2 separate regions of the Homo sapiens genome follow, and region 2 is linked to region 1. Evidence: chromatin loops called from intact Hi-C (ENCODE). Cell type or tissue: IMR-90. All regions are shown on one strand. Links, peaks and the distances in the headings refer to the core of each region. The heading gives the core; the rest is flanking DNA.

Region 1 (11,994 bases), core at 1,456-9,455:
TTTTTTTTTTTTTTTTTTTTTTTTGAGAAAGGGTCTGGCTCTATCATCCAGGCTGGAGTGCAGTGACTCAATCTCGGCTCATTGCAACCTCTGCCTCCTGGGCTTCCATCCTCCCACCTCAGCCTCCCAAGTAGCTGGGACTACAGGACCACCACACCTGGCTAATTTTTCTATCTTTTGTAGAGAACGGGGTCTTGCCATGTTGTCCAGGCTGATCTCAAAGGGATTATAGTCATGAGCCATGGTGCCCGGTCAATAACATCTTTCTCAAAGCACAGTGATGAATTTCATGGACCTTCCTTATAATACCAAGGCACAAGTTAGCAGAAGCATTTCTGCCAGAGGCTGGAAAAAGTGACTAATCTCCTCTGACACTACCAGGGAATAAAGGATGAATAGAATGATTTCCGAGGAAATGCTATGGGGGCCTTAGAGAAGAGGAATGAGAAAAGTGTGTGGTGACAGCTATCCAAACTTTTGAGGTCCTATAAAATGCCAAACACCATTCAGGATTTGATCAAATCTATTATTTGAAGCTATGGTGACCAAAGAACCTATCTGTTTAACTCAATTATCTGAATTCCCCAGCCATTCCCTAACCCTTGTCCTTGTTTGACCTTTTTGTCCCCACAAAGAAGAATGGGGGCTGGGTGCAGTGGCTCACACCTGTAATCCCAGCACTTTGGGAGGCCGAGGCAGGTGAATCACTTGAGCTCAGGGGTTCGAGACCAGCCTGGGCAACATGGCGAAACCCCATCTCTACAAAAAATATGAAAATTAGCCAGGTGTGGTGGTGCATGCCTGTAGCCCCAGCTACTCAGGAGACTGAGGTAGAAGGATGGCTTGAGCCTGAGAGGCATAGGTTGCAGTGAGCTGAGATTGCACCACCACACTTCAGCCTGGGCAACAGAGCAAGACCCTGCCTCAAAAAAAAAAAAAAGAGGGCAGGGCACGGTGGCTCATGCTGTAATCCCCCCAATACTTTGAGAGGTCAAGGTGGGCGGATCACAAGATCAAGAGATCAAGACCATCCTGGCCAACATGGCGAAACCCCATCTCTACTAACAATACAAAAATTAGCTGGGCATGGTGGCATATGCCTGTAGTCCCAGCTATTCAGGAGGCTGAGGCAGGAGAATCACTTGAAGCTGGGAGGTGGAGGTTGCATTGAGCCGAGATTGCACCACTGCACTCCAGCCTGGCAACAGAGCGAGACTCCGTCTCAAAAAAAAGAAGAAGAATTTGGAAGGAGGAAGACAGTCTTGGGAAAGGCTGAGAGACAGTCCCAGGAGGGCATGTAAAAGAGGGTTGAATAGGATGTGAACGAGCACTCAAAGAAGGCCTCATTTAAATGGAGCCAGATGAACTTCTGTAGGTTCTTTGACCCCATACTGACTTTAGCTTTTTTTTTTTTTTTTTTTGACGCAGTCTTGCTCTATAGCCCAGGTTGAAGTGGCACAATCTCGGCTCACTGCAACCTCTGCCTCCCAGGTTCAGGCGATTCTCCTGCCTCAAGCTCCCAAGTAGCTAGGATTACAGTTGCACGCCACCACATTCAGCTAATTTCTGTATTTGTAGTAGAGACGGGGTTTCACCATGCTGGCCAGGCTGGTCTTGAACTCATGGCCTCAAGTGGAATATTCTGTGAGTTTTGACATGTATCTACCATCATAGCATCATACAGAGTAGTTTCACTCTAAAAAATTCTGTGTTCTGTTTCACTCTCGAAAATTCTCTCTCCAACCTACCCCTGCGTGCTTTTAGCTTTTAAGAAAATTCTGGGCTGAGCGCAGTGGCTCACGCCTGTAATCCAAGCACTTTGGGAGGCCGAGGTGGGTTGATCACGAGGTCAGGAGATCAAGACCATCCTGACCAACATGGTGAAACCCTGTCTCTACTAAAATACAAAAAATTAGCCAAGCCTGGTGGCACACGCCTATAGTCCCAGCTACTCGAGAGGCTGAGGCAGGGAAATCCCTTGAACCCGGGAGGCAGAGGTTGCAGTGAGCCGAGATCGCACCACTGCACTCCAGCCTGGGCAACAAGAGCGAGACTCCATCTCAAAAAAAAAAAAAAGGAAAAAGAAAATTCCGGCCAGGCACGGTGTCTCATGCCTGTAATCCCAGCACTTTGGGAGGCTGAGACAGGTGGATCACCTGAGGTCAGGAGTTCGAGAGCAGTCTGACAAACATGGAGAAACCCTGTCTCTACTAAAAATACAAAATTAGCCAGGGGTGGTGGTGCATGCCTGTAATCCTAGCTACTAGGGAGGCTGAGGTGGGAGAATCGCTTGAACCCGGGAGGCGGAGGTTGCAGTGAGCTGAGATCACGCCACTGCACTCCAGCCTGGGCAACAAGAATGAAACTCTGTCTCAAAAAAAAAAAGAAAATTCTGTTGAGTCAGTTCTACATACAAGGACATTGCCTGGCAAGGATGGCAGTATTGGACATTAGATTTCCTTTCTTCACTACCAAGTTTTGCATAGTATCTCTTTGATTAAAATCTAATTTAGCTTCTTCCTATCAGGGCCCATCAGTTTAAATCTCATGATATAACCCAGGAGATGGATAAATTGTCTCCAACTAGAGAAAAAAAATTCAGCTTAGCTGAATAACTAAATTTACATAAATAAAACTCAGCTATTGTGGACATTATTTAATTGATGTTAATTTGAAGTTATACAGTGTTTTCTTTTTCTTTTCCTTTTTTTCTTCTTTTTTGAGGCAGAGTCTCACTGTTGTTGCCCAGACTGGAGTGCAGTGGCGTGATCTCAGCTCACTGCAACCTCCGCCTCCCAGGTTCAAGTGATTCTCCTGCCTCAGCCTTCTGAGTAGCTGAGATTACAGGCGCCCACCACCACACCCAGCTAATTTTTGTATTTTTAATAGAGATGGGGTTTCACCATGTTGGCCAGGTTGGTCTCAAACTCCTGACCTCGGGTGATCCGCCTGCCTTGGCATCCCAAAGTGCTGGGGTTACAAGCATGATCCATCACGACTGGCCTACAGTGTTTTCATTCTGAAGCTCAAAAAAATCAGCATGTAATCAGCACATGAATTTTCATAATTGTCCTGTTAAGTGCACAAAGGGAGATCCAAATGAATCCAAGAAAACAGGGCTCACATGTTTCTACACATTAGAAGGGAATGGAGAAGGGAACAGGGTAAGGACGAGAATGAAAGCTAAAAAATGTCGGCAAATGTTAATAATGAAAACTTTAAACCCTGAAAAAGGAAGGATAATAATAGCTTTCTCTGAGTCAGCTTTCAATCTGCACAGAATATCATCGCTAACAGGGATCTAAACTTACCAAAAAAAAAAAAAAAAGGCGGAGGGGAAGAGAAAGAATTTTTTTCTAACTTCCCTTTTGTAGATTAATTACCAATTTATTCACCAGTTGGTGATTTGGCATCATTTCGAGTCAAAACAAATGCTTTTGTGTAGACTAAAGTTCACTGGTAAATTTAAACTAAAAATAAGATTTTCAAAAGTATTTTTAAACCGAATTTAGAAATTTAAAACATTTTTAAGACTTTCAAAAACTGTATGTTACTAAAAGTAACATTGACCCTTGATATTTATCTGAGGAATTCTCTGGAGGAAAAAAAGGATTTCATCCTGGAGATAAATTGGGCCAACTCATCTGTAGTCTTTGGTTTAATTAGCTAAACTCTTCCAGATGGAGAACATTTGAAGCAAAGGAATATTTCTGAGCCCCCTGGAAGTGTTAATAAACACAATAATATGTTACATGTAAAAGAAAATGTGCCCTTTATCTTTGAGGAAGTGTTTGGTAGCATTATAATTTTCAGTTTGACTATTGAAGAAAAAAGCTCTCATTTTATTCAACATTCAACAAACAAATACTGAGTGCTTGCTTTTCGCCAGTGCTAAACACCAAGACAGGACAGGACCCCTGCCTTTATGGAATCTCACAATTCCACCAGAATTTGCACTCCCACCAGAATTTGCCTGGCACATAGTAGCAGCTGGGTAAGTATTTGTCGAATACGTGAGTGAATGATACAGACACTTGAATAAGGAATTGTATTCGTAAAGATTTGAACAAATTACTATGGTCAGAGGGAAGCATGGGGGCCTCAAGCTGTCAGAGAAGGCTTTGCAAAGGAGTTTGTCAGATAGGAGCAGGAAAGACTTGCAGACACAGAAAATGGCACTTGCAAAGTCAGGGAGAGAAGAAACAGTAACATATATTTAGGCAACAGCTAGTAATTTGTGTGGTTGGAGAGTAATGTGTATAAGGAATGTGCCCAGAAGGTAGTAAGACCACAAAGATGGGTTGGGGCTTATTTGAGGAGGACCCTGAAAACCTGCTAAGGTTAGACTTGACCCTTTAGTATGTGTTGGTGTTTTAGAAAGATAACTCGAGACATAGTATTAGAGGATACACAGAAGGAGAGAAGGAAGGAAAAGATACCAAGGGTTAAGTGCCATGTTTGTGCCCATCCCTAGGCTAGATCCTCTATGTATTTATATTAAACTCATTTAATCCTTGCAATACTCCCATTGGTTACCTAATATTGTCCTTATTTTCAGCGGGAAACATTCAGAGAAATTATGCAATTTCCCCCAGACCATACAGTTAATAAAAGATGGGACTAGGATTTGAAACCAGGGTTCTAAAAAAATCTTGTTGGAGAATAAAAATACCAATGGACTCATACAAATTAGTATTAGGGAAAATAAACAGTAGAAGACTGGAGAAAGTGAATATTAAGAAAGACACACATGTAAGACGCAAGGGGAAAAAAGCATGACTATACAAAAGGATATTTACAGTAAGGAGATACAACACAGGAAGTGGAAAGATAATCACAGAAAAACCACAACATGTGTTTTTAAAATGCAAAGCCCCTGGGAAGAGAAAGCAAATGATACAATAATGCCATTCACTCTGGCATCCTGTGCATTTGGTTTTGCTCTTTACTCTTTTTTTTTAACTTTAAACAATTTGTTATGAGAGTAACAAAGATACGGCTTATGATCTTGTAACTCTAATGCTCTAAATCAGAAACAGATGGTGCCTAGTGTACCCTGTTTCCTAGAAACTGCAGAACTTTGAGGACAACACCCTCTCTGCACTGCACCACTGATTTCAGTTCCTTCACAGATACTAATACATGGCTAAATAACGTGGTTGCTGAGTATTGTATTGGAATATCTGTTTTCCTTGCTCGGGAATCTTTTTGAAGTTTAAAACTTTTCTCCATTTTTATTCCTTTTTCTGATTCAAAAAGTAATTCCTTTTTATTGTGACAATTTTTAAAAATATGGAACAAAGAAAAAAATAAAAATCCCCATTCCCTTCCCACCCAGCAATAACCAACGACCACTGTTAACATGTTGACAACATTCTTCTAGTTATTTTTCTGCACACACAAACACACTTCATAGAAAACTGAATGTATAGAAATTGTTTTCTAATTGTTTTGTTCACTGAGCAATAAATACTTTACATTTTTTCACATCATCAAATGTTTATGATAATTGCCAGTATTCCATCATATTGGAGAAGTTAATTTATTTATCTTCCCACTTTTTCATTCAACAAATTCTTTTATTTTTTTTTGAGACGAGTCTCGCTCTGTGGCCCATGCTGGAGTGTAGTGGCATGATCTCGACTCACTGCAACTTCTGCCTCCTAGGTTCAAGCGATTCTCCTGCCTCAGCCTCCCAAGTAGCTGGGATTACAGGCATGCACCACCACGCCCAGCTAATTTTTGTACTTTTAGTAGAGACGGGGTTTCACCATGTTGGCCAACTGGTCTCAAACTCTTAACCTCAGGTGATCCACCCGCCTCGGCCTCTTAAAGTGCTGGGATTACAGGCGTGAGCCACCATGCCTGACCCTCTTTCAACAAATTCTAATTAACACCTACTATTTGTCAGAAATGTGCTCAGCACTGGATACACAGTGGTGAGCAAAGCAGGCAAAGATCTTGCCCCCATGGAGTTTAAAGTCCTCTATTGACCTATAGTTTGCTTGAGAACTTTTTTTATTTTAAAAAAATAGCACAGTGAGGCTGGGCGCCGTGGCTCAAACCTGTAATCCCAGCACTTTGGGAGGCCGAGGCAGGCGGATCACAAGGTCAGGAGTTCGAGACCAGCCTGGCCAACATGGTGAAACCCTGTCTCTACTAAAAATACAAAAATTAGCCAGGTGTGGTGGCACACACCTTTAATCCCAGCTACTCAGGACGTTGAGGCAGAAGAATCGCTGGAACCCAGGAGGCAGAGGTTGCAGTGAGCTGAGATCGCACCACTGCACTCCAGCCTGGGTGACAGACTGAGTGAGACTCCGCCTCAAAAAAAAAAAAGCTCAGTGAAATCTGGCAAACACTACCTCAGCTAAGTGACTAAGCTTAACATAATCAGCGAAAAGTCACGCAGACAGCATGTACCCCTGCTGCTGTGCTGGGACAAGAATGGCACTTTACCTCTGTGGTCTTCCTCTCATAACCCTAATCTAATCATGATTTTTTAAGAGAAAAATCAGACAAAAGACATTCTACAAAATACTTGTTCAGTACTTCTCAAAACTGTCAAGGGGAATTCCTGACTAGCTTGGGCAACATAGAGAGATTCCATCTCTACAAAACATTTAAAAATTAGCCAGGCATGGTGGCATGTGCCTGTAGTCCCAGCTACCCAGGAGGCTGAGGCGGGAGGATCACTTGAGCCTGGGAGATTGAGGCTGCAGTGAGCTATGATCATGCCACTGCACTCCAGTCTGAGCGACAGAATGAGACCTTGTCTCTTAAAATTGGGGGAAAAAAAGTATGGATTTTAGTTAATAATACTGTATCAATATTGGTTTATTAGTTTGGGCATGGTGGCTCATGCCTGTAATCCCAGCACCTTGGGAAGCTGAGGTGGGCAGATCACTTGAGGTCAAGAATTCAAGACCAGCCTGGCCAAAATGGTGAAACCCCATCTCTACTAAAAATACAAAAACTAGCCAGGCATGGTGGCAGGCATCTGTAATCCCAGCTATTCTGGAGACTGAGGCAGGAGAATTGCTTGAATCAGGGAGGTGGAGATTGCACTGAGCCGAGATCAGGCCACTGCACTCCAGCCTGGGTGACAGAGCGAGACTCTGTCTCAAAAATATATATATATATGTATTGGTTCATTAGTTGTGACCAATGTTTCATACTGTTACAGATAGGAAAGGGGTCCCGATCCAGACCCCAAGAGAGGGTTCTTGGATCTCACACAAGAAAGACTTCAGGGTGAGTCCGCAGTGCAAAGCAAAAACAAGTGTATTAGGAAAGTAAAGTGGTGAAAGGACAGCTACTCCATAGACAGAGTAGGATGTTCCCAAAAGTAAGAGGAGGAACGCATCCACCCTAGGTACAAAGCTTGTATATATGGGGAGATGTGCTCTGCTACAAGGGTTTGTGATAAAGGATTAAGTTTTTTTAATTACTATATTTTTCAAAAATCAATATTATTATCTTTAAAGCAAAATTAGGAATGCCTTTGTTCTCCAGATATCGGGATATCTGGACACTCCCAAGTCTGGGTCTGTTCAGTAAGCATTATTAATTTGTCCCCTTAGCCGTAAACATCTAGAGGTTAGGAATGCCTAACTTTCTGAGAATGTAGCTCAGCAAGTCCTGGCCTCATTTTTCCAGCCCTCACTCAAAATGGAGTCGCTCTGTTTCGAACGCCTCTGACAATACTAACATAAACTGTTAACAATAGGGGAGCTGGGGAGAGAGAATAGATGGAGTATACGGGAAATCTCTGTACTACCTTTACAATTTCTTTGTAAATCTAAACCTATTCTAAAATTAAATGTTTATTTTGGGAAAAAAAGCAAACACTGTGACAGTCATCCTTGTTTTTTGTTTGTTTTTGAGTCTCGCTCTGTTGCCCAGGCTGGAGTGTAGTGGCGCGATTTCAGCTCATTGCAACCTCCGCCTCCCAGGTTTAAGCGATTCTCCTGCCTCAGCCTCCTGAGCAGCTGGGATCACAGGCACGTGCCACCACACCCGGCTAATTTTTTTGTATTTTTAGTAGAGACAGGGTTTCACCATGTTGGCCAGCCTAGTCTCGAACTCCTGACCTCAGGTGATCCACCCGCCTTGGCCTCCCAAAGTGCTGGGATTATAGGCATGAGCCACCACGCCCGTCAATCCTTGTATCTTGAAGCATATCTGTGATTGTTTCCTTAGGATAAAACTCTGAGTGAAATTGCTGAGTCAACTGTACTGTACACATATTTTTATCCACTAGAGATTGTTCTTTTGAAATGTTATAGATGTTTTTCTGACTTTTTAAAGATGTTTATACCTATACCTTTATCTTAGCATTTTCCTAGTTGTGAACCAGGAAACCTAAGAGATCATGAAGCCCAGAGGCCTCATTTTACAGATGAGGAAACTGAGGCCCAGAGAAATGAAGTGACTTGCCAAGGCCAAGTGGTTAGTTAACAGTGGGAACTGGAACCCCTATTTGTGTCAACAGCAATCCCTACTGAACTGTCCCGGGGTTTGGCCAAATGAAGTAAAATTTTCTGGCTCATGGTGGAATCAGTGATCAACAGCCAGACCTGCATCTTTCTATTTCCTGTAGGTAAATACAAGGGTTTGCTTCCTTTGTTTTGGATATGGTTGCTAGGAGCTAAAAGCATTTTAAAATGTTTAAAGAATGGATTCAGACACAACTAATAGAATTGCCTGACTAAATGCCTGGGCAAATCACTTTTTCTTTTTGAGGTACTCCTTTCTTTTTTTTTTTTTTTTTTGAGACAGAGTCTCACTCTGTCGCCCAGGCTGGAGTGCAGTGGCATGATCTCAGCTCATTGCAACCTCCGCCTCCCGGGTTCAAGCAATTCTCCTGACTCAGCTTACTAAGTAGCTGGGATTACAGGCACACACCACTACACCTGGCTAATTTTTGTATTTTTAGTAGAGACTGGGTTTCACCATGTTGGTCAGGCTGGTCTTGAACTCCTGACCTCATGATCCACCCGCCTTGGCCTCCCAAAGTGCTGGGATTACAAGGGTGAGCCCCCGCACCTGGCCTTTTTTTTTTTTTTTTTTTTTTGAGTCAGAGTCTTGCTTTGTCACCCAGGCTGGAGTGCAGTGGCATGATCTTGGCTCACTGTAACCTCCATCTCCCAGATTCAAGAGATTCTCCTGCCTCAGCCTCCCAAGTAGCTGGGATTACAGGTGCCTGCCATCACACCCGGCTATTTTTTGTATTTTTAGTAGAGACGGGGTTTCACCATTTTGGCCAGGCTGGTCTCAAACTCCTGACCTCAAATGATCCACCCACCTCAGCCTCCCAAAGTGCTGGGATTACGGTGAGCTACTGCTTTCTAATCAGAAAATTCAGAATTCCAATGCCTCCTTTTAGTCTTCTGACAGGCACCTAGGAAAAATCAAGTAGTTAGTGCAGATAGATCTGAGGAAACCTTAGAAATATCATTTAAGGAGGCCGGGCACGGTGGCTCATGCCTGTAATCCCAGCATTTGGGGAGCCCAAGGTCGGGGGGATCACCTGAGGTCAGGAGTTGGAGACTAGCCTGGCCAACATGGTGAAACCCTGCCTCTACTAAAAACACAAAAATTAGCCAGGCATGGTGGTGGACGCCTGTAATCCCAGCTACTCGGGAGGCTGAGGCAGGAGAATCGCTTGAACCTGGGAGGCAGAGGTTGCAGTGAGCTGAGATCATGCCACTGCACTCCAGCCTAGGTGACAGAGCAAGACTCTGTCTCAAAAAAAAGAAAAGAAATATCATTTAAGGAAAAGGCATTTGAATGAGAACAAAGGGCACATTTTCTGTTAAGTGGTCTGTGGTATCCCAAGAAAGTTCATTTCCTTGCCCCTGTGGTCTTTAGACAAGGAAAATCCCAGACTTGGCATTAGTAAGGAAGAAGAGGGCGATGGAAAGGAAAGGAGAGAATTGTTAGACTTCTTGGCTGGAATTCAGAAACAAATAGTTCCAGAGCCTGGCATTGTCGAGGCCAGCGTCAGGACCAGCCCAAGGAGGCAGACAAGGAATATTACCGTTACTGACTTGGCTCCACATACCGTTACTCAAGAGAAACTGGTGCGTAAGCAAGATCCTGGAGGATGCGAGAGAAATATAAACAATCACTGGGTGTGGACCTGTGGCTGCCCATAGAGGCTTTGCCAGCTCTGAAATTGTAGTCACACATTTTGACTAATTTAATTGCCAGAAATTCTTGCAAGATTTGGGCAGTGACAAATGCAAGCCAAAACAAGACTAAAGTCTGGGGGTTTGGAAAAGCATTGGCCTCTGACCTCAAACTGGAGCCTCTCATCAAAGTTCTAACCCCTATTCGGGTCACTGAGCATCCTTGCTCTGAGACGTGGAAGTGACTTATTTTATTTGCCTATAAACATCTTTCGGCACCTGCACCAAATTGAAACTTGGCAGGCAAAATGAGGAAGGAGTGATACTTCTAAAAACTCATCCTATTTTTATGATTTGAAGCTTTTTATTCTTTGTAGGGGTAGCACAGGAGAAGGATATTAAAAAAAAAAACTCTCAGGAGCAGATGAAAAGAGAAAAGAATGAAACAGACTGCAAAAATCTCTCAACTGATATTTATTGCCATCATTATTTTGCAGAGAAAGACATAAAGACGTGAGCACATTGATTGGCATTGCCCATGATCATGCAGCAACAAAGGAAGTGATAGCCCTGAGGTTTTAAGACAGAACCGAATGAGAAGGGAGGGTTTGAAGTGGGTGCAACTTCAAGATGGTCTAGATATAGGTGAGAATCTCTACTCAAATATCTGAATTTCTAGCCTCTTAATTGTATTGTACACTTTTATATTAAAAAGCACTTCTGAGGCCAGGCACAGTGGCTCACACCTGTAATGCCAGCACTTTGGGAGGCCGAGGCAGGCAGATCACTTGAGGTCAGGAGTTCAAGACCAGCCTGACCAACATGGTAAAACTCTGTCTTTACTAAAAATACAAAACAATGAGCCAGCCGTGGTGGTGCGAGCCTGTAATCCCAGCTACTTGGGAGGCTGAGGCAGGAGAATCACTTGAACCTGGGAGGCAGAGGTTGCAGCGAGCCTTGATCATGCCACTGCACTCCACCCTGGGTAACAGAGTAAGACCCTGTCTAAAAAAAAAAGCACTTTTGGACTCTATACATGCAAATAACCCTTTTTACTGGATCAACTTTTGATCTTGATTTTTTTTTTTTTTAAACAGGGTCTCTGTTGCCCAGTAATGTGATCTCAGCTAGCTCACTGCAGCCTCAACCTCCCTGGGCTCAGGTCATCCTCCCTCCCACCTCAGCCTCCAGAGTAGCTGATACTACAGGCATGTACCACCACACCTGGCTAATTTTTGTACTTTATGTAGAGATGGGGTTTCGCCATGTTGCCCAGGCTTGTCTCAAACTCCTGTGCCCGCCTCGAGTTCGAGACCAGCCTGGCTAACATGGCGAGACCATGCTTGGCCCACCTTGTTTTTTAAGACTAATATTGGCCAGGCGCGGTGGCTCACGCCTGTAATCCCAGCATTTTGGGAGGCCAAGGCAGGTGGATCACCTGAGGTCAGGAGTTCAAGACCAGCCTCGCCAACATGGTGAAACCCTGTCTCTACTAAAAATACAAAAATTCGCTGGGCGTGGTGGTGAGCACCTGTAATCCTAGCTACTCGGGAGGCTGAGGCAGGACAATGCTTGAACCCAAAAGACAGAGGCTGCAGTGAGTGGAGATGGTGCCACTTCACTCCAGCCTGGGCAACAGAGTGAGACTCTATCTTAAAAAAGAAAAAAAAAAGACTAATATTAAACATATTTTACTGAGATGAACTTAACTGCCCCTACTGAGGCTACCTGCACATCTGGTTCTTTGTTGATGCCTCCAATTCCACCACTAGAGTTTAATCCCTTTGAATGAGATGGTAAGTGGAGTATATAGATAACGTGCCAATTCCAGTCAGCTGATAGCTCTCTGAATCACTCTGTT
Region 2 (11,994 bases), core at 1,999-9,998, 55 kb before region 1:
GTAGCAGGCCAGGCACGGTGGCTCATGCCTGTAATCCCAGCACGTTGGGAGGCCGAGGCGGGTGAATCACCTGAGGTCAGGAGTTCAAGACCAGCCTGGCCAACATGGTGAATCCCCATGTCTACTAAAAGTACAAAAATTAGCCGGGCATAGTGGCAGGTACTTGTAATCCCAGCTACTCAGGAGGCTGAGGCAGGAGAATAGCTTGAACCCAGGAGATGGAGGCTGCAGTGAGCCCAGATCATGCCACTGTACTCCAGTCCGGGTGACCGAGACTCCATCTCAAATAAAAAAAAAAAAAAAAGAAGTGGCAGCAGCCTCTTGTATGCCTGGTCTATCCTGGCTGCAGAGAGTTGTGTGTGGAACAAGTATCATTCTTGAACTGGCAGGAAAAGGATCTCTGGGAAGTTGCAGTGTCCACAGAGAGAGCAGGGCCAGCCCAGAAAATCTAAATGAGTCTCCTGGCCTGCCTCCAAAGGCAGCAAGCAGGGCCAGTGTCATGGGTGTGCAATCTCAGTTTAGAGGTGCCCTTGCACGTGGCTGAATGCTCTGCTGACACTGTCTTGAAATTTTTAATAATTTTCCAACACGGGATCTATATTTTCATTTTGTTCCAGGCCCTGTAAGTTACATAGTCAGTCCTGTAGGAAGTGTCACAAAACTCCTTTGTCACCTCAAGTATCCTAGCTTATTATTTTAGTTTGTTATGAAACATATTGAGTCCATTGTTTTTCTTTTCTTTTCTTTTTTTTTTTTTTTTTTTGAGACAGAGTCTTGACCTATCACCCAGGCTGGAGTACAGTGGTGCGATCTCGACTCATTGCAAACTCTGCCTCCTGGGTTCAAGGGATTCTCCCACCTCAGCCTACTGAGTAGCTAGGACCACAGGTGTCCACCACACCTGGCTAATTTTTGTGTTTTTAGTAGAGATGGGGTTTCACCATGTTGGCCAGGCTGCTCTCAAACCCCTGACCTCAAGTGATCCACCTGCCTCAGCCTCGCAAAGTGCTGGGAGTACAGGCGTGAGCCACCGCACCCGGCATATACAGCCTGTTCTTATTCACCAGTGTGCCAAAATGTATGGGATCCTTTCCTAAAAGCCATTTTATGTATTTATTTATTTATTTATTCATTTATTTATTATTAGAGACAAGGTCTCTTTCTCTCTCTCTCTCTCTCTCTCTCTCTCTTGCCCAGGCTGGAGTGCAGTGGCATGATCACGGCTCACTACAGCCTCAAACTCCTGGGCTCAAGTGATCCTCCCACCTCAGCCTCCTGAAGTAGCTATGATTACAGGCACAAGCCACTGCACCCAGCCTGAAAGCCATTTCAGAAGGGCTTGAGGATCCAGGCACTTGCACCTGTGGATGTGTGGGAGGGAAGGCCACGGTCAGGGTCAACAGAGCAGACAGGGAGTCTGGGCTCAGTAGCTCACGCCTATAATCCTAGCAGTTTGGGAGGCCATGGCAGGCGAATCGCTTGAGCCCAGGAGTTTGAGACCAGCCTGGGCAACATGGTGAAACCTCATGTCTACAAAAAATTTAAAAAAAAAACCTAACCTGGCATGGTGGTGCATGCCTGTAGTCCCAGCTACTTGGGGATGCTGAGGCAGGAGGATCACTTGAACCTGAGAGGTCAAGACTGCAGCGAGCAGAGATCATGCTACTACACTGCAGCCTGGGCAACAGAGGGAGATAGGCCAGCCTACTAACTTGATATACAGCCAGGCACTTTATCCCACTGCAGAGAGAAGGGAGAGAAGGCATCACAAGCCCCTTCAGCACTGGGTGGGTACTCTTAGGGCTAGAGAAGGGAGGTAGGCCAGTTACCATTTCTTGTGCCAGCATCTCTCTTTATTCCTGGTCCCATGGGGTGCTCAGAATTAGTGGTTCACAGTGTAGCATCTTTGAGGAAAATCTTCCAAAGAAGACACAGAAGCAGAGTCTTTAATTTTTGTTGTTTGCTCTGTCATTCAATAAATATTTACAGACTCCATCTCTACAAAAAAAAAAGGCCGGGCGCAGTGGCTCACATCTGTAATCCCAGCACTTTGGGAGGCCGAGGCAGGCAGATCACCTGAGGTCAGGAGTTTGAGACCAGCCTGGCCAACATGGTGAAACCCTGTCTCTAATAAAAATACAAAAATTAGCCAGGTGCAGTGGCAGTGGCAGGTGCCAGCTACTTGGGAGGCTGAGGCAGAAGAATTGCTTGAGCCTGGGAGGTGGAGGTTGCAGTAAGCCAAGGCCGTGCCACTGCACTCCAGCCTGGGTGACAGAGCAAGGCTCTGTGTAAAAAAAAAAAAAAATTAGCCAGGCATGGTAGTGCACACCTGGGGTCCCAGCTACTCAGGAGGCAGAGGTAGGAGGATCACTTGAGCCTAGGAGGTCGAGGCTACAGCAAGCTGTGATTATAACACTGCACTCCAGCCTGGGTGATAGAGTGAGACCCTGTCTCTAAAAAAATATATATATATGTGTGTGTGTGTGTGTGTGTGTATGTGTATATATATACAGATATAGATATATATCTATATATATCTATATCTATATCTTTAGTAGAGATGAGGTCTTGCTATGTCACCCAGGCTGGTCTCAAACTCCTGACTTCTCCTGGCCTCAAGTGATCCCCCTGCCTCAGCCTCCCAAAGTGCTGGGATTACAGGTGTGAGCCACCACACCCAGCCAAAAAGAAAAAAAAAAAGAGAGATATTTATTGAGCACTTAGTGGAGCTAGGCAATAAGCAACTAAATGAACACAATGATAAATATGAATTGTGGTAAGGGTTATGAAGAAAACAAAGACTGCCAAAAGAGAGTACCTGGACAGAGGTGGGGAAGGGCAGGAGAACTACTTGGCTAGTATGATTGGGGAAGGACTCTGATAACCTGAGCTTTTTCAGCTGAGATCTAAAAGATAAGTAGAAGCAGCTATGTGCAAAAAGGAGGAAGAGCAGACCCAGTAGCGGAAAGCACTGTGGGATGTTGGCATGTGCAGGAATGTGGCCTCTTCATGAAATGGACAAAGGCCAGTGGCAGGCCGGGCGTGGTGGCTCATGCCTGTAATCTCAGCACTTTGGGAGGCCGAGGCAGATGGATCACGAGGTCAGGACATCGAGACCATCCTGGCCAACATGATGAAACCCTGTCTCTGCTAAAAATACAAAAATTAGCCTGGCATGGTGGCATGCACCTATAATCCCAGCTACTCAGGAGGCTGAGGCAGAAGAATTGCTTGAACCCAGGAGGCAGAGGTTGCAGTGAGCTGAGATCGCGTCACTGCACTCCAGACTGGGCGACAGAGCGAGACTCCATCTCAAAAAAAAAAAGGCCAGTGGCTGGAGTGTCAGGAAAAATGAAAAATGGGGAGTATGCAGTAAGAGGAGGCGGGGTCTGAAGAGGTGGGCAGGGCCAGACCATACAGGGTTCTGCAGGCCACACTGGGGACCTTGGGTGTCATTCCAAATGTATCAGTCTTCGAAGACTTGTAAGAGGGACTGTAATGCCATCAGATTTACATTTGGGAAACCAAGAATAAAACCCAAATCTCCATCCTAGCTCTCTTTCTACTTCACTCAATGTCTCCTAGGTTCGGCCCTCTTCCAACTACAGAAAGGTCAGCCCTTGTACTAGAAGAGCTTTGAGGAACAGAAGACTAGCTAGAACTGAAAGGCAAAATGTTGCTTAGCAACCAGAAGGGTGGGGAAGTGTGGTTTTGCCACCTGGCATCCATTTACCCTTCTTACTAGTGTCTTCAACCGCAGATTTCCTCTTGGAGGAATGGAACAGGACCCCAAATGGAAAAACTAGCTACAAGTTACTAGTTAGGTAAGAAATGGCAGTGTCTCAGACAGGGGTAGTAGTAATGGGAATGGGAAAAAATGAGTGGAATTGAAGTATGCTTTAGAGGGGGAAGAGTTAGGTTTTTTGTTTGTTTGTTTTTTGTTTTTGAGATGGAGTCTCGCTCTATCCCCCAGCTGGAGTGCAGTGGCGCGATCTCGGCTCACTGCAACCTCCGCCTCCCTGGTTCATGCCATTCTCCTGCCTCAGCCTCCGGAGTAGCTGGGACTACAGGCACCCGCCACCAGGCCCAGCTAATTTTTTGTATTTTTATAGAGACAGGGTTTCACCGTGTTAGCCAGGATGGTCTCGATCTCCTGACCTTGTGATCTGCCCGCCTCAGCCTCCCAAAGTGCTGGGATTACAGGTGTGAGCCACCGCGCCTGGCCAATAGTTAGGATTTAATGATGGATTGTGGCAGGATAAAAGAGAGAGATGTTCAGGGTCACAGGTATCTGGCATGAGAGACTGAACGGCTGTAGGTGACATTTACAAAACTGGGTGAAAACTGATCTTGGAGGTGAGGACCAAGATCAAGAGATCTATTTTGAAGGTGTTAATTTTTTTTTCTTAGAGATAGGATCTTACTCTATCACCTAGGCTGGAGTACAGTGGTGTGATCATAGCTCACTGCAGTCTCAAACTCCTGGGCTCAAGCAATCCTCCCACCTCAGCTGCTTGAGTAGCTTGGACTACAGGTGCACACAACCACACCTAGCTAATTTTTAAATTTTTAGTGGAGTCAGGGTCTCACTTTGTTGCCCAGGCTGGTCTTGAACGTCTAGCTTCAAGTGATCCTCCCTCCCCAGCTTCCTAAAACATACATGTTAATTTGAGATGACTGTGAGGTATCAGAGTGGATGCAGCTATCCCAGCCCCACTAGACAGGTCAGAGGGAGGCTTCTGTCCAAAGGCTTGCTCGGAGGGACAGAATGCTCAGAAAAGAAGGGCAGGGCCTGGCTTCCTGCTCCCTCACTGCCAGCTGCTGGGTCCTGGGCCCCCAGACCAAGACTCCAGGATAGATTGTGCAAAATTTGGAATAATCAGTGACCTTTGTTTTTCACCCATCCTCACAGTTGCTTCAGGTCACCCCCTGATGTGGCACTTACACGCAGAAACACAAGGTTTAGAATAAATACAACTAAAAGACATGCACTGTGGAATGACTCATGCTCATTGAATGTGGGCACTAGCCTTTTCTCAGGAGCACCAAGTCCCAGAACCACAATGGCCTGGGAGACAGGGACCCTGGGTGGATGGGCCCTCCATTTGCACAGCACTTTGGGGCTTACAAAGCACTTTCACATCCATTGTTTCATTTGATTCTCTCAACAATTTTTGAGGGATTATCCTTAACTCTACTTTATATGAGAAGGTTCAGAGAGGTTAAGTAATTTGCCTGGGTTGCACAGGTATTAGGAGGAGTCAGAAATTAAGGACAGGGGCTGGGTGCAGTGGCTTACACCTGTAATCCCATAACTTTGGGAGGCCAAGGTGGGTGGATCATCTGAGGTCAGGAGTTCAAGACCAGCGTAGCCGACATGGTGAAACCCCGTCTCTACTAAAAACAAAACTTAGCTGGGCATGGTGGTATGCGCCTGTAGTCTCAGCTACTCAGGAGGCTGAGGCAGGAGAATTGCTTGAGCCCGGGAGGCGGAGGTTGCAGTGAGCCGAGATCGTGCCACCACACTCCAGCCTGGGTGATGAGCGAGACTCAGTCTCAAAAACAAACAAACAAAAAAAAAAAAACACAAAATTAAGATCAGAAACCAAAACAAATCATCTAATGCCAAGATTGAGGCACTTTCTAGCAAGCCACGTTCCATGGCAGGGATTGCCCATGTTCAGAGAAAGCTGCCTTCACTTCTAAGATATAATATGAGAGGCACAGGAGGCCCCCACTGCCTGTGACATTGCCCAGAACCCAGCCTAGTAAATTGCAAGGACCCCACAGAGATTCTATTCAGTCTCCTCGTCTTACAGCTGAAGAAAAAACTGAGACTCAGGGAGGGAAGAAAGTACGTGGCAATATCAGGACTAAAACCCAAATCTCCAGCCCAGATCTCTTTACACTTCACTCAAGGCCCCTGGGTTTGGCCCTCTTCCAACTCCAGAATGGTCAGCCCTTGTGCTAGGCGAGCTTTGCAGAACAGAAGAGGAACCAGAGCAGAAAAACAAAATGTTGCTTAGCAACCAGAAGGGTGGGCATGTGTGGTTTTGCCACCTGGCATCCATTTACCCTTCGTTCTGGTGTCTTCATCCCCGGCTTATTATCAGGGCACCAGCTACACACCCTTTTCAGGCTCTGCTCCTCAAAGAAATTCATTTCCTGGAGTTCACTTCACTTTCCGCTCCAAGAGTGGGCATGTGACTCAGGGTTGGCCAATCGGAGCATCACATTCCTCTGGCCAGTAAAGGGTCTGGGGCGGGTAGCAGGCTGGATAGGCTTTTCACATGTAATGCTTCACAAGATTGCAAAGCACCACTCAAGGACTGGAGGCTGGCTGAAGTGCTTTACAGACAAGGTCCTGGGTCCAATCCTGCCCCCTCTGCAACTCCAAGCCACCGCCTGATTTTGGCCAGCTGTTCACAAATGTGAATAAACAAGGAAGAAAATGTGAATCTGAGCCAGGCGCAGTGACTCATGCCTGTAATCCCAGCACTTTGGGAGGCCAAGGCTAGCGGATCACTTGAGGCCGGGAGTTCAAGACCAGCCTGTCCCAACATGGTGAAACTCCACCTGTACTAAAAATAGAAAAAATTAGCTGGCCATGATGGCCTGCACCTGTAGTCCTAGCTGCTTAGGAGGCTGAAGCATGGGAATCACTTGAGTCCAGGAGGCGAAGGTTGCAGTGAGCCAAGATCGTGCCATTGCACTGCATCCTGGGTGACAGAGAAAGACTCTGTCCCAAAAAAAAGGAAAATGTGAATCGAGTGACGTAAACCCCTCGACAATATAACTCCAATATCCTGCTAACAGGGGAGGAGGGGGAAGTCTTGGAAGGCTCACAAACTTCTCAAGATTCCTAAACTCATAAAGTACAGATTGCAAAGAGAAGTAGCAAAGATTCACCCATCTCCTCCATATCTCAGACAAGGAAACCAAGGCCCAAACTGGGGAGGTGAGTCCTTAAAGCCATGCAGAGAGTAGGTGACCCAGGTCAGTACTCAGCCAACAATGGCCCCTGACTGCTTTTATGTTATGATAGCAAATGGCCCAGGGTCTTTTTTTTTGAGACAGAGTCTCGCTTTGTTGCCCAGGCTGGAGTGCAGTGGCATGATCTCGGCTCACTGCAACCTCTGCCTCCCGGGTTCAAGCGATTCTCCTACCTCAGCCTCCTGGGTAGCTGGGATTACAGGCGCACACCACCACACCCGGCTAATTTTTGTATTTTTAGTAGAGATGTGGTTTCACCATGTTGGCCAGGCTGATCTCGAACTCCTGACCTCAGGTGATCCGCCCGCCTCGGCCTCCCAAAGTGCTGGGATTACAGTGTGAGCCATAACTCCTTTTTTTTTTTTTTAACCTCTAAGTTGGTAGACAGATGGCCCCTTCAGCCTTGCAGATTGGGATGCTTGTCAAAGCTGAAGAATACCCTCTGGCACCCCTATCTCCTTAGTAGTAGCAACAGAGGCAGCCCTGACCCAGCTGCATTTTTCTCAGGCTTTCTCAGACAAAGGGCCTGCATGCCTTGCCTTGTTATCTGTTACTCTTAATCAGCTCTGCTCCATTTTCTATCATGTTTTATCTGTAAAAGCCTCCTTGGCTGCCCAACAGGAAAGCTGGGCCGAGGTCCCAGAGTTAGTTTGAAAGCCAAGTTGGGACTGGTTTGATGGGAGAAAGAACAGCGGATGTGTCGGGCCTGCAGCCTGCAGTGCCTTCAGAGATCCATATCTCTGCACTCAAGGCAGTGTGGGGGAGGAGAAAGAGCAGGCCGGCTGGCCTGGGTTCACAGTCCAGCTACTTCCCAGCTGTGTGACTTTCAGTGAGATATTTCGCCTTCTGAACCTTACTTTCCTCATCTGTAAAAGAGGATGATACCACTTGCCTCGCAGCGTTGTTGGATTGCGTGTGTAGCGTCATTAGCTCTGGGCCTGGAGGATGGAACTCTGGCTATATTTGTTTTCCTGGTGCTCAAGGTGTGGAGTCATACTAATGAAGAATCAGTATTCTTATCCACGGGATTAGAATTAGTATTCTATCTGCCCTGAAGGTTGGGCTGTAGCATGATAGGCAGAGCCCAGGAACTGGGTCTGAGGATGGTGCTGATGCTCACCAGCTGTGGCTAATCCCACTCTTCTCTAAGATTCAATTTCCTCATCTCTAAGTGGAAAGCTTAATACCTTTCCTGCATCCTGATATTATAGTTATTAAAGTGCCTTGTTAACTGTAAAATACTATGTCAGTTTTATTTCTTCTTATTAGTACACACTGGTGTATAATCAAATCCTTCTGAGACCTTGGGCAAGTCATTAAACCCCTCTGGGTATATTCATCAGGGTCCCAGCAGGAAACAGATGGCACATTCAAATTGGGCAATTTGATTAGTGTGTAATAATGGGGCTATTTACAAAGATGTATGCACAAAATGGACAGGGCAGTACCTAGTAACCACAAGGAGCCCTTGCTCCCCCTCAGCCTTGAAAGAGTGAGGGAGAAGCAATTCCTTGGACCAGAGATGGCAGCTGCATGGAGAAGGCCACCTGACAAGGGCCGTGGCCTTCAGAGGAGGGATGCAGCTCATCCAGGGTGCCCTTGCAGGGAGGCGGTTGAGGAAATAATACTCACATCTCGCTCTCCTCCTGCCCTTTGATCTCCGGTGCGTGCTTTCCTTTGGCCTCACCAAACCGGAAGCCAGAGGGTAAGGGAACTCCTTGATGCAGGCCATACGGGTCACCCTCCCAGGACACAGGACAGGATGGAAAGGGTGGAGAGCAGGTTGGGTGACGGGGAGTGGGGGGGAATTGGCAGGTATCCAGTGCCCTGGGCTTTAGTGTATTTCACAATTAGAGGAAGGTGTTGAATGAGATGATGTCTCCTTCTTTCCCACCCCCTAACAGATTCTCAGCGCTTTTTCCAAGCTTCAGATCTGGACCTAGGGTTAGACCATAAGCCAGAATCCAAGCCCTCTCCCAGGGAGATCTTTAGTCTTCCTGATTAATAAAGAACAAGGACATCCTTTTCTGGCAGCCCCAAATTTAAATTACCCCCTTTGAGTCCCATACTCAAAGCAGTGGGTAAGCCAGCCACAAAGGGGGTAATTCTTTGGATTACTATGTTTTAGTATTTATTTTTCTCTTTTAATCAAAGTGCGCCAGGTGCATGTCTCAAATACTAAACAGATGCCGTTCCGCTTTCATTCATTGGGAAAAAAAAAAACTAATGCAATGTAGATGTCTCTTTAGGCCTTATCTTTAGAAATAATAAATTGCGTACAAGTGAACACCCTAGAGCAATCTAATTTCTTCCAGTACCTTCTAGCTGACAGGCAGCGTGGCTCCCAGGGGAGAAATCAAAGAACTGAGTAATCTTGGAGAGACAATAGTTCCCAAGTCCCCTTTTTCACTCCATCCTATTCCGGATGGTTGCTATAAATCATGTGCCTGTAAAAGAAGAGATAAGAGAGGGCTTCCCCAGAAATTCCAGCGTGGGCAGTACAGAACAATAGTTAAAACCATGGGCTCCAGGCCTGGCATGGTGGCTCACGCCTGTAATCCTAGCACTTTGGGAGGCCAAGGCAGGTGGATCACTTGAGGTCAGGAGTTCGAGACCAGCCTGGCCAACATGATGAAACCCCGTCTCTACTAAAAAGACAAAAATTAGGCGGGCGTGGTGGTGGGCACCTGTAATCCCAGCTACTCCAGAGACTGAGGCCAAAAAATCACTTGAACCTGAGAGGCAGAGGTTGCACTGAGCCAAGATTGTGCCACTGAACTCCAGCCTGGGCAACAGAGTGAGACTCCGTCTCAAACAAACAAACAAACGAAAACAAAACAAAACAAAACAAAAACCATGGGCTCTGGAGACAATGAAACCTGGGTTCAAGTCCTTGCTCTGTCACTCACAAAATTGTCTTTGTGACCTTGGACAAGTGACCTAAGCTCCAGTCTCCTCATCTGTCAAATGAACATCATAATACTCTACCTACTCATAGGGTTATTTCAAGAATTGCATGAAATGGTACATGTCTTTAGCATTCCATAAGTGGTAGTGGAGGGGAAGTTAGGAGCTGAGGACACACTAGATCCACAATAGTGCCCCCTTGCCTGCCATGGTACATCATATATGCTTCTTCTGTGGCCCTCATTGCTTTCCCTTGCATTTTAGCCATCCCTACCATCCCCCTGCTCTAGACCTGTCAGTCATCACTGGCCACACCCACAGTTCCCTCACTTAGGAGCACTGCCCTACCCCCCACTGCTATAAATCATGGGTATTTTTTAGCTCCTTAAGCAAATCACCATAATAAAATACTGTGTTTTATTTATTCCCCCATCATAGATACAGGACCAAGAAAGGCCATCCTGGTTCTGTAATGCAGACGAACCTAGAATCAGAGAACCTAGGTATTGTACTAGATAGAACCTGGAAGACTGACTTTTTTTTTTTTTTTTTTGAGATGCGGTCTCACTCTGTCACCCAGGTTGAATCCCAGTGGTGCGATCTCGGCTCACTGCAACCTCTGCCTCACAGGCTCAGGTGATCCTCCCACCTCAGCTTCTCAAGTAGCTGGGACCACAGGCACATGCCACCACGCCTGGCTGATTTTTGTATTTTTTGTAGAGATGAGGTTTTGCCATGTTGCCCAGACTGGTCTTGAACTCCTCAGCTTACCTCTTCCGCCTCCCAAAGTGCTGGGATTACAAGTGTGAAGCACTGCGCCCAACCCAGATGAGTGACTTAACCATAGGTTTCTACGTGAAACCTATCAACAAGCTGTGACAACACTAACCACCTGTGGAAAGCCAGCCTGCAAACGCAAAGCATACTTAGGAAAGAAGAAAAGAAAGGAGAGAGGAAAGGAAGTTTGAAACATATTTACCTTTTATTTCTAATTTTTAAATATATGTATTCATTTTTCTACTTATTATTTACCTTTTATTTATTAGGAATTAGCAAGGAGTTTTCCTGTGAGATCATGAGGTGAGGACCACAACTCTGGGAAAGCTTTATCTCCCCCTTTTTTACAGCTGAGAAAATGAGCTCAGAGACCATAAGCGACCTACCCAGAGTCACACAGCAAGTTAGAGGAAAAGTTAAAATCTCAACAGAGTGATACATATGTTTTGCGCCACCCCTTTCAAAAGTAGGTTGTTAGCATTCTTTATAAACAGCCCCTGTAGTTTGCTGACGTTTTGCTTGTATGTCAACACCACAGACTATTATGCAATATTATAAAATTTCACCATGATCTGTTTGCACTACAACAATGTACCTAAAGAAAATTTTTCTCTGATCAATTGCCTCATCTTTTTTGTTCATTTGTTTTGTCTTGTTTTGTTTTGAGACAGAGTCTCACTCTGTCGACCAGGCTGGAGTGCACTGTCGCTATCTTGGCTCACTGCAACCTCCGCCTCCCAGCTTCAAGAGATTCTCCTGCCTCAGACTCCTGAGTAGCTGGGATTACAGGCATGCACCACCACACCCGGCTAATTTTTGTATTTTTAGTAGAGACGGGGTTTCACCATGTTGGCCAGGCTGGTTTCGAACTCCTGACCTCAGCTGATCTGCTCGCCTCGGCCTCCCATGAGCCACGGCACCCTGCCCAATTGCCTAATATTTTACATCTGTCTTTCATGGTGATAGACTACTGGCCTAGAGGAATCATCCAAGAATTTAAAGTGTGCTCTGGCCAGGCACGGTGGCTCATGCCTATAGTCCCAACATTTTGGGAGGCTGAGGCAGGAGGATTGCTTGAGCTCAGGAGTTTGAGACCAGCCTGGGCAATATCGTGAGACTCCCCCCCGTCTCAAAAATAAAAATAAATAAAATGTGCTCTTTCAGGCTGGCTTGCACCCTCCTTCCTTCTTGCCACCTTTAGTAAATGACAAAGTCTTACTCTAAAATCTTTAGTCTGTGGTCTTATTTTTCCACATCCTTCTTCTCTTTCCAGCCCCACTGCAGTTTCTCTGGGTCAGGTCTTCAGATTATTGTGAT

What was found. Hi-C counts contacts between places; a loop is a spot of excess contacts. Peaks named below come from ENCODE experiments on the same cell type or tissue, not always from the same donor. Only the 100,000 strongest peaks of a DNase experiment are listed, where the experiment ranks them.
Region 2: it touches region 1 in a loop (5-fold over the local background); 14 of 110 quality-filtered maps call a loop at or near these places.

What each region holds. Positions count from the first base shown.
Region 1 is chr11:47,856,380-47,868,373 of GRCh38, reverse strand. No RefSeq gene overlaps it. Among named protein-coding and RNA genes, the nearest start is that of NUP160, 14 kb to the right of the region's middle. RefSeq lists enhancers at 5,145-5,194, 6,580-6,649. In IMR-90, for the core only: no CTCF peak of the experiment used is centred there; DNase peaks (open chromatin) are centred at 4,963 and 6,373; H3K27ac peaks cover 1,191 bases.
Region 2 is chr11:47,912,304-47,924,297 of GRCh38, reverse strand. No RefSeq gene overlaps it. Among named protein-coding and RNA genes, the nearest start is that of PTPRJ, 62 kb to the left of the region's middle. In IMR-90, for the core only: no CTCF peak of the experiment used is centred there; DNase peaks (open chromatin) are centred at 4,997 and 6,337; H3K27ac peaks cover 2,123 bases.